2 separate regions of the Homo sapiens genome follow, and region 1 is linked to region 2. A link is an interaction called in ENCODE POLR2A ChIA-PET data of the cell type or tissue named here. Cell type or tissue: OCI-LY7. All regions are shown on one strand. Links, peaks and the distances in the headings refer to the core of each region. The heading gives the core; the rest is flanking DNA.

Evidence for each region. ChIA-PET counts read pairs that join two places held together with the same protein. Peaks named below come from ENCODE experiments on the same cell type or tissue, not always from the same donor. Only the 100,000 strongest peaks of a DNase experiment are listed, where the experiment ranks them.
Region 1: POLR2A ChIA-PET joins it to region 2 with 5 read pairs; 1 of 35 experiments calls an interaction of 5 or more read pairs at or near these places.

The regions. Positions count from the first base shown.
Region 1 is chr10:95,233,468-95,238,841 of GRCh38, reverse strand. It overlaps PDLIM1 (PDZ and LIM domain 1), which reads left to right. Exons shown (of 7, transcript NM_020992.4): 6 at 157-274; 7 at 731-1,270. The coding sequence ends at 917. Among named protein-coding and RNA genes, the nearest start is that of ACSM6, 42 kb to the right of the region's middle. In OCI-LY7, for the core only: CTCF peaks have their summits at 1,929, 2,131 and 4,861 (motif pointing left); DNase peaks (open chromatin) are centred at 721, 1,551 and 2,421; H3K4me3 peaks cover 1,800 bases; H3K27ac peaks cover 3,860 bases.
Region 2 is chr10:96,206,224-96,211,597 of GRCh38, reverse strand. It overlaps BLNK (B cell linker), which reads left to right. Exons shown (of 17, transcript NM_013314.4): 9 at 1,691-1,760; 10 at 3,699-3,726; 11 at 4,545-4,587. Among named protein-coding and RNA genes, the nearest start is that of BLNK, 63 kb to the left of the region's middle. In OCI-LY7, for the core only: no CTCF peak of the experiment used is centred there; DNase peaks (open chromatin) are centred at 957 and 3,157; H3K27ac peaks cover 2,859 bases.

The sequences.
Region 1 (5,374 bases), core at 69-5,068, 970 kb after region 2:
AGAGAGGCTAAGTTACTTGCCCAGGATCACAGAGCAGAGTCACTCCAGTTCCCATGGCCTTGCTTGAACATATATTTATAAGTGGTTCTGAAGAGCTGAGTGATACTTATGCAATTCTGCCCTTCCTGGCCAATGACAGTGTTTTCCTCATTTCAGGGGATCCCAACAAGCCCTCAGGATTCAGAAGTGTTAAAGCTCCTGTCACTAAAGTGGCTGCGTCGATTGGAAATGCTCAGAAGTTGCCTATGTGTGACAAATGTGGCACTGGGATTGTGTGAGTATCTGCTTCCCACAGCCTTTGCAGACCCTGCAGGTTGGGTAAACCATGAAAATGTGGAAAGTGCTGGATGTTGCACATTTTGCTTGTGAGGGAGACAAATCCCTCCTGGAAAAATGCAACAGAGAGGCCAGAAAGGTCCTGTGTCCCAGAGCCAGGTTGTGAAGGTTTTCCTTCACTGCGGAGCCCTTAGGTTATGAACATGTAAAATGAGAAAAATCAGGGCTGCCCTGTTGAAGTAGGAGGGGTTTTTGGAAAAATGTCTCTGGACCCTGGGAAGGAGAAGCAAGTCCCTTATGATTGGAGGCCAGTTGGGAGGCCCTGGTTTCCCCTGTGATGGGTTCCTGGGGAGAAGCCCCAGGCCCCTGCTCAGGAAGGATGGTGCCACCTGCTCAGGTGCCACCTGCAGGTGCTTGTCACTGATGGAGTCCCTTCCCTCCCTTGCTTCTGTAGTGGTGTGTTTGTGAAGCTGCGGGACCGTCACCGCCACCCTGAGTGTTATGTGTGCACTGACTGTGGCACCAACCTGAAACAGAAGGGCCATTTCTTTGTGGAGGATCAAATCTACTGTGAGAAGCATGCCCGGGAGCGAGTCACACCACCTGAGGGTTATGAAGTGGTCACTGTGTTCCCCAAGTGAGCCAGCAGATCTGACCACTGTTCTCCAGCAGGCCTCTGCTGCAGCTTTTTCTCTCAGTGTTCTGGCCCTCTCCTCTCTTGAAAGTTCTCTGCTTACTTTGGTTTTCCCTCTGCTTGTAAAACATTGAGTCCCCTCCCTGCCTTGGTTAATTGACTCACACCAGCTGTGCGATGCCCGCTTTTACAATTAAAGGAAAACTGTTTTGTTCAGTGTCACCTTGTCAGCAACACTGTGTCCCTTCGCCCCACCGTTCTTCTCTGCTGCATTTGGACATCAGCCAAATTTGAACCCAATCAAATATAACGTGTCTGACACTGATTTTGTTTTTACTCAATAAATGTATAGACTACAAAGCAGTGTGGTGTCTGTTATCTGATTATGTGTCCCATTTCCTACTCAAGCCTGATGAGATTTCTGAGGCCTGTCTTCTTGTTTTGGGTTTCTTGTTTCTCTCAGATTTACTGGCCTTTCCCCCGCAACTTGCATCTTAACAAGCTCTGTTCTTACATTTCTTCGAAGCTTGCTTGAAATCCTCTTTCTGTAAAGCTAATATAAGATACCTAGCTCTGTTTTTTTTTTGTTTTTGGAGACGGAGTCTCGCTATGTCGCCCAGGCTGAAGTGCAGTGGCGCTATCTCGGCTCACTGCAAGCTCCACCTCCTGGGTTCACGCCATCCTCCTGCCTCAGCTTCCGGAGTAGCTGGGATTACAGGCACCTGCCACCACGCCCGGCTAATTTTTTTGTATTTTTAGTAGAGACGGGGTTTCACCACATTAGCCAGCATGGTCTTGATCTCCTGACCTCGTGATCCGCCCGCCTTGGCCTCCCAAAGTGCTGGGATTACAGTCGTGAGCCACCGCGCCCGGCCCCTAGCTCTGTTTTAATGAAATCAAGTTTTCTTTGCATTGGGCTGTTCTGAGGCTTATCTGAGGAAATGAATGCTTCCCAAATAATAGGTGGGAGCATTAGCAGTTGGCTTGGAAACATTCCCTAGTAAGTCCCTCTTCAGGCTGGTTGCTGACATCACAGCTGCTCCCCTTCATGAAGGGCAGCAACCTCAGGAAAGTGTCCAGCAGCAGCAGAGAGCCCAGGACATGGCCACTGTGTCCTCCTCACAGAGGAGACTGAGGACCCTGGCTGCTAAGAACGAGTCCTGAGTCAAGATCTGAGGTCACCACAGTTTATCTCCTGGTGACTAATCCCTCATGGGCTCAGTGGTGCCCCCATCCCTCCAGACACTGAGACTAAGTGATTGTTATGAGAGGCGGACAGGGTACTCCAAGCAACCCTCTTTCCTCCAAAGGAGCAACCATCTATTCTTGAGCAGTGCTCACCACCCTTGGTAATAGTTCATGACCTTTCATTATGAATGCACTAACATGGTACATACTCTAATAGTAAGAATTGTAATCAGTACCAGGATTTCATACCACAGACTCTGAAGCCAGAATGTACGATGGACAGTTCATGCACGTGAGCTGTTGTAGTGCCACAACAAGCAGAACTGAAACTGTTCAGGCAGAAAATCATGTCATGTTAAAGCTCTCGATTTCTTTTTTTTATTTTTTGGCAGTTAATGAGTTCTTACTTTAAACCCCATCTGTTTCTACGCTTATAAAAGTCAAGGTGGCTTAAACTATGCAATTCTTAGAAATCAACATAAAATGAAAAGTCTCTGAACCACAGCAGGTCTGACTCATTTACAAAGACATTAACAGTCATGATTTGGATTTTGATTGTAAGGAATAGATGAGTCATGGATACTTAGAACTTTCTCTAATCCCTCTCCTCAGATAATGTGCCAATCAAATGTCTGACATTTGTCAGTATTACTTCTTAGGTGTGGGTCTTTCATACAGATATCTTGCTTCCAGGGGAGGCCAAACACCAACAGCTTCAGGTGACCATTATTACTATTCAATATAGCCTGTATGAGGAGTTCATTTCCTGACTGAATGAAACAGAATGTCAGCATTACCACCCCTAAGTGCCAGTTGTGTTATGTGGCAAAGAAGCCCTTCCCTTTTGCCCCCAGTATTTGGCACATACAAATATTTACTGCTCTGCCGGGCGTGGTGGCCCATGCCTGTAATCCCAGCACTTTGGGAGGCTGAAGTGGGTGGATCACTTGAGGTAAGGAGTTTCAGACCAGCCTGGCCAACATGGTGAAACCCTGTCTCTACTAAAAATACAAAAGTTCGCTGGGCATAGTGGTGCATGCCTGCAGTTCCAGCTACTCTGGAGGCTGAGGCAGGAGAATCACTTGAACCTGGGAGGTAGAGGTTGCAGTGAGCTGAGATTGTGTCACTGCACTCCAGCCTGGGTGACAGAGTGAGACTACGTCTCAAAAAAAAAAAAAAAAAAAAAAAAAAAAATTACTGCTGAGAGCAATTTGAGATTTGGCCTATTTTTTGTGCTTCATGCCTACCATATTTATCTGATTGTTTCTCTTTCATGCTTCCTCTAAAATGAAAAGATTGGAAGGAACAGTCTAACTCTGTAGCCATCTTTAATTACTAAGCTTTCAGAAAATTTCTTGAAGAGGAAAAACTCAGCCAGAGTCATGCAGACTGTGATCAAGCTGTTTTCTCTGACTTGGTATGCTCTTCCTGCACCCCTTGATTACTTTTAACATTTAATAAATTTCTGTTGTCTTTCGAGATTGAGCCACCTCCTCCTCCAGACAGGCTTCCTGACTGCCCAGCATGACTTGGATGCCACTCTCCTATGCTTCCATACCCAGGGGACACCTTCTTGGCATGCATCACACAAGACACTAATCACTCATCTCGTGAAAGGAAAGAAGCCTTGCATGAGAGCTGATCCTTTGTCTTTTTCAGCCTTTTCTCCTCGGCACTCAGCTCAGTACCTTGCTAGTGGCAGATAGTCCACAAGCTTGGTAAATCTGTAAATGGGTGATTGCTGCTTCATCGCTGTCCAATAGAAGTATGATGCAACGCATGAATGTAATTTAAAATTCTCTAGTAGCAATGTGAAAAGACAAAAAAAGCAGGTAAAATTAATTGTAATAATACCTTTTTTTTTTTTTGAGACAGAGTCTAGCTCTGTCGTCCAGGCTGGAGTGCAGTGGCACAATCTTGGCTCACTGCAACCTCCACCTCCCAGGTTCAAGCCATTCGCCTGCCTCAGTCTCCCAAGTAGCTGGGATTACAGGCGCGCACCACCATGCCTAGCTAATTTTTGTATTTTTAGTAGAGAAGGGGTTTCACTGTGTTGGCCAGGCTGGTCTCGAACTCCTGACCTTGTGATCCACTCACCTCGGCCTCCCAAAGTGCTGGGATTACAAGTGTGAGCCACCACGCCCGGCCAGTAATACTTTCTTTTTTATATTTTTTGAGACAAGGTCTTGCTCTGTCACCCAGGCTGGAGTGCAGTGGCACAATCATGGCTTCCTCGACCTCCTGGTCTCAAGTGATCTTCCCACCTCAGTCCCCTGAGTAGTTGGGACTACAGGCACAAGTCGCCGTGCCTGGCTAATTTTTATATTTTTTAATAGAGGTGGGGTTTTGCTATGTTGTCCAGGGTGATCTTGAGCTCCTGGGCTCAAGCGATCAGCCCACCTCAGCCTCCCAGAGTGCTGACATTACAGGTGTGAGCCACCGTGCCCGGCCAATAATACATTTTATATAATACTATATATCCAAAGTATTATCATTTCAACATTTGTCACAAGCCACATTTCAAGTGCTCAGTAGACACATGGGGGTAGTGGCTACTGTATTGGACAACACAACTTTAAACACACCTTAAAACAAAGACATCTTGGATTTCTGTTTCCCTTCAAGGCTGCCAGCTTTGATCTGGCCCAGAGCAGAAAAGTGATCTGCAGCAGGTGCAGGCTATAGTGGAAGTGGCTCTGTGCTTGGTTCATGTGATCTAGGAGACCCTATGATGTCAGAGTTTTCAAGATGGTACACCAGTGGGAGAATAAAAACCCAAGCCCCTTGGGTTCTAGAACAAGACTGCCATCTGCAGTACAGAACTTTATGCTTTTCATAAAATAACTCCTGGCATTCTTCCACAGCTTGGATAGAGACAAAGCCCCTGACCATGGGACATCAGGTGGCAGAACTGCCCATCATGATTTGGGTTCTCTCATTCTCATTAGGTCAGAAGGTCAGGCATCTTCCAGAGCAATCCCTCATGAGATGAGAGGAAGGCTTGAGCAGGGCTGAAGGAAATATGTGAGCTGTAGGGGCATGGAAGCCTGGATACTCATTCTTTCTACTGCTGTGCCCCTCCCTTAGCAATTCCCCATGGCTGATGGGGGATCCCGTATGAGCAGCAGATGGTGGAAGAGGAAGCCCAGACTTGATTCATGGATGAGTTGGCTAGGTATGTAAGGGCATGCTGAAATGGTGGCTGCACTGCTGTACTTCTTGAGCTGGCTTTGTAAGGAGAAAAGAAGTCCTCCCACTGGGCAGAGCTTCCGGTAG
Region 2 (5,374 bases), core at 258-5,257:
ACTCTTTGCTGTTGCTCCCATCCTTGAGGGTTTAGGAAAAGAGTCAGTGGGCTCTGAGTAGAAGCCTGGGAGCCTCTCTCCAGTGACATACATGGGAAGGAACTTCCTGAACTCTATTTCAATACTTTTTGAGGCCTTTTCTTTTTCTTGTCTGTGTTTGGATGAGATGATATGGAGGGTGCATGTATCTTCCCTGTTATAAATTCTGAGAGGGCAGAGGCCTATGTCTGCTTCTTCACCTCTTCCTCGGCCCCTAACACAGTGCCTTCATGTGCTTTACATGTACCAAGTCCTCAATAATCCTTGGTAATGGATTATTATTTCAATGTGTGCTTATCTGTGCTCTATCTCATAAACTAAGAAAGTACAGACTGAGGGCAGCAGGTCCAGCCTGTACTTACAGAGTATGCCCTATAAATCCATTAGGAATTATAGGCCAGGCACCGTGGCTCATTCCTGTAATCCCAGCACTTTGGGAGACCAAGGCAGGTGGATGGATTGAGTCCAGGAGTTCAAGGCCAGCCTGGGCAACATGGCAAAATCTCATCTGGACAAAAAATTAGCCAGGTGTGGTGGTGCATGCCTGTAGTCCCAGCTACTCAGGAGCTACTTAGTGGGGAGGATCACTTGAGTCCAGGAGTTTGAAGCCTCCAGTAAGCTGTGATCTCCCCACTGCACTCCAGCCTGGGTGACAGAACAAGACCCTGTCTCAAAAAAAAAAAAAAAAAAAAAAACGGAATTGTGGACTTGTATGTGTAGTAAGTTCTTAAGAAAACATTTATTCAGTTCAGTTAAGTTAATGAAGAGCCTCATGAAGAGACCCCTTGGTCTCACTGAGCAATGGTGTCCAAGCAGGTGAGCATCATGTCTGAGGCAGCTAGGGGATGCTGAGGGGGCTGGCTCAGCTCTGGCCTCTCCCCTCCTGGCCTGCCCTCTGTCCCACAGTGAAGATCCATCCTGCTTCTCTTTCACTTCCTCCCTCATAACGATTGTCTGGCATCTATCTTCAGGTACAGGAAGGGAGGTTGGGTGCAGGGGACAAGACCCTTCGGGTCCCTTCTATGACTTGAGAAGATGAGATTTGGGCAGCAGCCTGCACTTGTCTCAATTTGTCCATTAAGGAAAACCTGTCGGCGAAAGCCCTTGAAAACTCAGAGATGAGTGAGTAAATATCCTCTGAATGTGAAGTTAGAGGCATTTACCGTATTTAAGTGTGCTTATAAAGGAGCACTGTCTGAGGTCTGTGTCAGGAGTGGTGGGTTGGAGCCTCTGTCTCTGGGCACCTCTGCCGTGCACATTTGTGCAGTGTGCACAGATGTAGGTGTGAGCTGTTGGCTCCCTTCCTGAAGGACCTCTGTGGGGGTCCTCACTGAGTCCTCAGAATCAGTGGGCTCAGGACTTGCCCCATGGGGCAGGGGGCGGGTAAGGAGAAGGTCCTTTAGAAATGTTAAGGTGGAGTCCCTAACCCCCATCCCAGCTCTGAGCTTATACACTGACACTTTTAAAATGTGTCATCACCTTTGCCCACAAGTTTTCCTTAATAGCTTCAATATAACTACCTATATGTGCTTAACTGAAAGCAACACAGTATGTGCAAATATTTCTGAGCCTGCCAGAGAGGCCAGCCTCAGTGTGAGCATCAGCCCCCGGCTCAGGACTTGGGGACTGAGTAGTGTATATGTTTGTGCAGGTCGAAACAGTGGGGCCTGGGAAACCAAGTCACCTCCACCAGCTGCACCATCCCCGTTGCCACGGGCCGGGTAAGTACCTGTTGCAGGAAGCAGCTTTTGAGATCTGGGGAGTGAGGATGGTGATACCCCACTGCCCTGTTGACTTCATTAGAAGTTCTCCCCATGGCAGGCTGCAACTTGGACCAAGAGTAAGGAGCCCTGCTAACATCAAATGAGCCAGGCATGGTGGCTCAGGCCTGTCATCCCAGCACTTTGGGAGGCCAAGGCGGGCAGCTCACTTGAAGCCAGGAGTTCAAGACCAGCCTGGCCAACATGGCGAAACCCCGTCTCTACTAAAAATACAAAAATTAGCCAGGCGTGGTGGCACACACCTGTAATCCCAGCTACTTGGGAGGCTGAGGCAGGAGGATCACTTGAACCTCTGCAGGTTGCAGTGAGCTGAGATCACAGCACTGCACTCCAGCCTGGGCAACAGAGCAAGACTCCATCTCAAATAAATAAATAAATGAATAAATAAATAAATAAATAAATAAATCTAGAAGTATTTCCTCCTGTGAAGTTTTAGTTAAGTCTTGAGTTCACTAACTTACAGTGTTCCACAAGACACCCTGACTTTCAGAAGCTCCAGCACCTGAATCATTTTCAGAGCCTCTAGCAGGTTTTGTCTTTACTTACTGCTGCTCAGTTTTATGGTCTGTAAATAAGTGTGTAGATATATACTATGTGCTGGTCATACCAGGGCACTCCCTCAAAGCCATACGACTGAAGTTCCTCTCGAAAGTGACAGTCATTCTTTCTTATTGAATTTAGAAGGGCTTTGTAAACAGTCAGGTGACGATTGTAATGTGTTAATATTACAAACGTCACCCCGTAAAATTATGTTGGCTCAACAGGTTATTTGGAAAGCAAATTTAAATATGTCTAAAGCTGGCCTGAATGGCTCTAATCTTATTTCTGTCTCTGTGTAAACCAAAGAAAGCCTCCATGTTGAAGGTTTATTAACCAAAACTCTGCATACGTCTCTCTTAGTTCAGCTGTATCACTTTGGGCAAACTACTTCGTCTCTCTGAGCCTCAGTTTCCTCACCTTAAAATGTCACTGTAAGGTTTAAATAGCACCTGAGGAGCCTAACCCAGTGCCAGGCATCTTACAGGTGCTCAGGAATTCTTAGTGTTCTTCCCCCACACTTCAGCTCTCAGCCGAAAACAAAGCGAGAGAGAGATATGGTGAGGGTTTTTAAATTAAGAAATTTAACACACAGAAAAGGAGCATACAACCTTACCAATATTAGACTCCAGTCTCTATTGGAATCTTGAGTTCATTGACTTACAGTGTTCCACAAGACACCCCGACTTTCAGAAGCTCCAGCACCTGAATCATTTTGCAAACTAGAATGTTAGTGCAGGCAAGTACCTTCAGGACCACACATCAGTGGTTTTCAAACTTGTTTTGGTTTCGGATCTCTCTGAAAGAAAGCCTGCACAGAAGACAGTGGAGAATAGTCCCTAGAGACAGGGAGGAAGCTGGAGTGGGCAAGTGCAGCTGCAACCTCACCTGCTGGACCACCCTCTTACCTCTACCCTCTGTCCTGGACAGTAACCCCCACAGGGAGCTGTTGGGGAAGAGGGGGCTCCACAGAAACACTGAAAATACTGATCCTGGTCCTCAATTGACAGGTGAGGAATCTAACCTCACACTCAAGACAAAGAGGCCCAAGGTCACCCGCCAAGTAATTAGTGCAACTGGTGCAAGAGTCCAGTTCTGCCGGACTGGTGCCCTACTTTATCCCCAGTTGACCCCTTCCCCATCTGTCAGCAGACTCCATCTGAGCCTAGGAGGATCATAACTAAATCCCACTTCCATCCCTCTCCACCCTGCAAGGATAGTCTTCTACACACTTGTATCGCTTTCATAATTCTAGCTTAAATTTGAGACTAAAATAATGGTAAATAGCTCCATTTTGTCTTCGTTGTGTTTTAACAAAGCTCATCTCTTTTTATTCCCCAGGAAAAAACCAACGACACCACTGAAGACAGTAAGTTAATTTTGCATTTAAAAGTGCTTCATATTTCCTGCAGTGTTTATTCTTATCCATTTATTTAAAGTTGAAAATGCTTCCAGCTATGGTGAACACAGCAATCTTAGCAACTGAAGTTGCTGCCCAAGCAGTCCAAGAGAAGCTTCAAATCCTCAGGTAGCCAGGGAGGATGCTCCTCCCTGGAGCATAGAAGGAGCTCATCCTCACTTGATCCCAGCAGCTTCACTGAGTGTGCGCAGCAGATCAGAGGGGCAGCCAGGTTCCCTGCCCTCTCCACAGGAAGCGTCTGTGTCCACTCCCCACCACAGCTAATGGTAGACCATTGTGTATCAGGCACACATAGGCCTCACTAAACTCAGATTCTGGCCAGAACATGGTGAACCTGGGCCACAACACTACATAAGGGAGCCCACCTGGACCTAGTCCCTACTGTGAAGCCTGACATTTACAATCATTTAGCAAACACACAGAAGGGGGGGGTCATGAGACCAAAGCAGATGCCAGATGCCTGCTGTACATGGGTTACTATGTGGCAGCTGCTGGGGGGGTCATGATTTCCATCAACCCTGTTGACAAGGCAGGGAGGTTTCTCCACCACAGTGACATTGCTCCTTCATAGGACACTTCTGGCTGTTTGTTGCTTAATGCAAAGGTTGGGCTAGGGACTGTGGGTTTGTAATTGTTGTTGTGATTGAAAGAATAGCAATGCATCAAAGAAAAGTGCTGCCAAAATATTTATTTTAATAATATTGCTCTGACATTTATTTCCACATTCTGCTATATTGAATAACCTTGCCTTTTTTTCTTTTACATAGACTCCAGTTGCCTCTCAACAGAATGCTTCAAGTGTTTGTGAAGGTAAAATCTATTATTTTGAAGGATGAGCATGTCCTCTAAAAGTTATTTTATTAAGGATTTGTATGTACACATTTATTACATTATTTTTGGGGCAATTGTAAACATGAAACTCAATTTTCTAAACAAAATAGTTTTTGCAATGAGCAATGAACAGCAAAACTAGCTCAGAACCTCAGCATGTTTAGAGTAGGCTACAGAATGCATGCAAAAACCTGCCTTTTGGCAGACAGATATGACTTGCCAGGCAATAGTGCTAGGACCTTACATAAATGTGAAAACTAACGTAGAGCCATTCACATGTTTTAGAACTAATAGCTTACTTAAAGTAATGAAAACTTTAAAAATCTGTTTATTTGAACAAGTTCTTTTGCTAAGTTTTCAAGATAATGTTTTCAAAGTTCAATTGTCTGTCTTCTTAGTACATCTTCAATTGCTTTTCTTCCTTTTTTTTTTTTTTTTTGAGTTAGGGTCTCACTTTGTAGCCCAGACTGGAGTGCAGTGGTGCATAATTATAGCTCACTGCAGCTTCAAATTCCTGGGCTCAAGTTGTCTTTCTGCCTCAGCCTCCTGAGTAATTTAGAATTTCTTCCTTTATCATCACTCAAAAATCTTATATATATTTTTAGAAACTGCTCATGTTAAAAAAAATTGTGTTTGGAAATTACCGGAAAAAAATAGAAGAATCATCTATAATATCAGCACTTAAAACATTATATAGAAGTTCATGCCCTGTACCCATTTAATTCCATACTTGAAGATACCCAGGGTTAAAAATGTAGTGAGTATT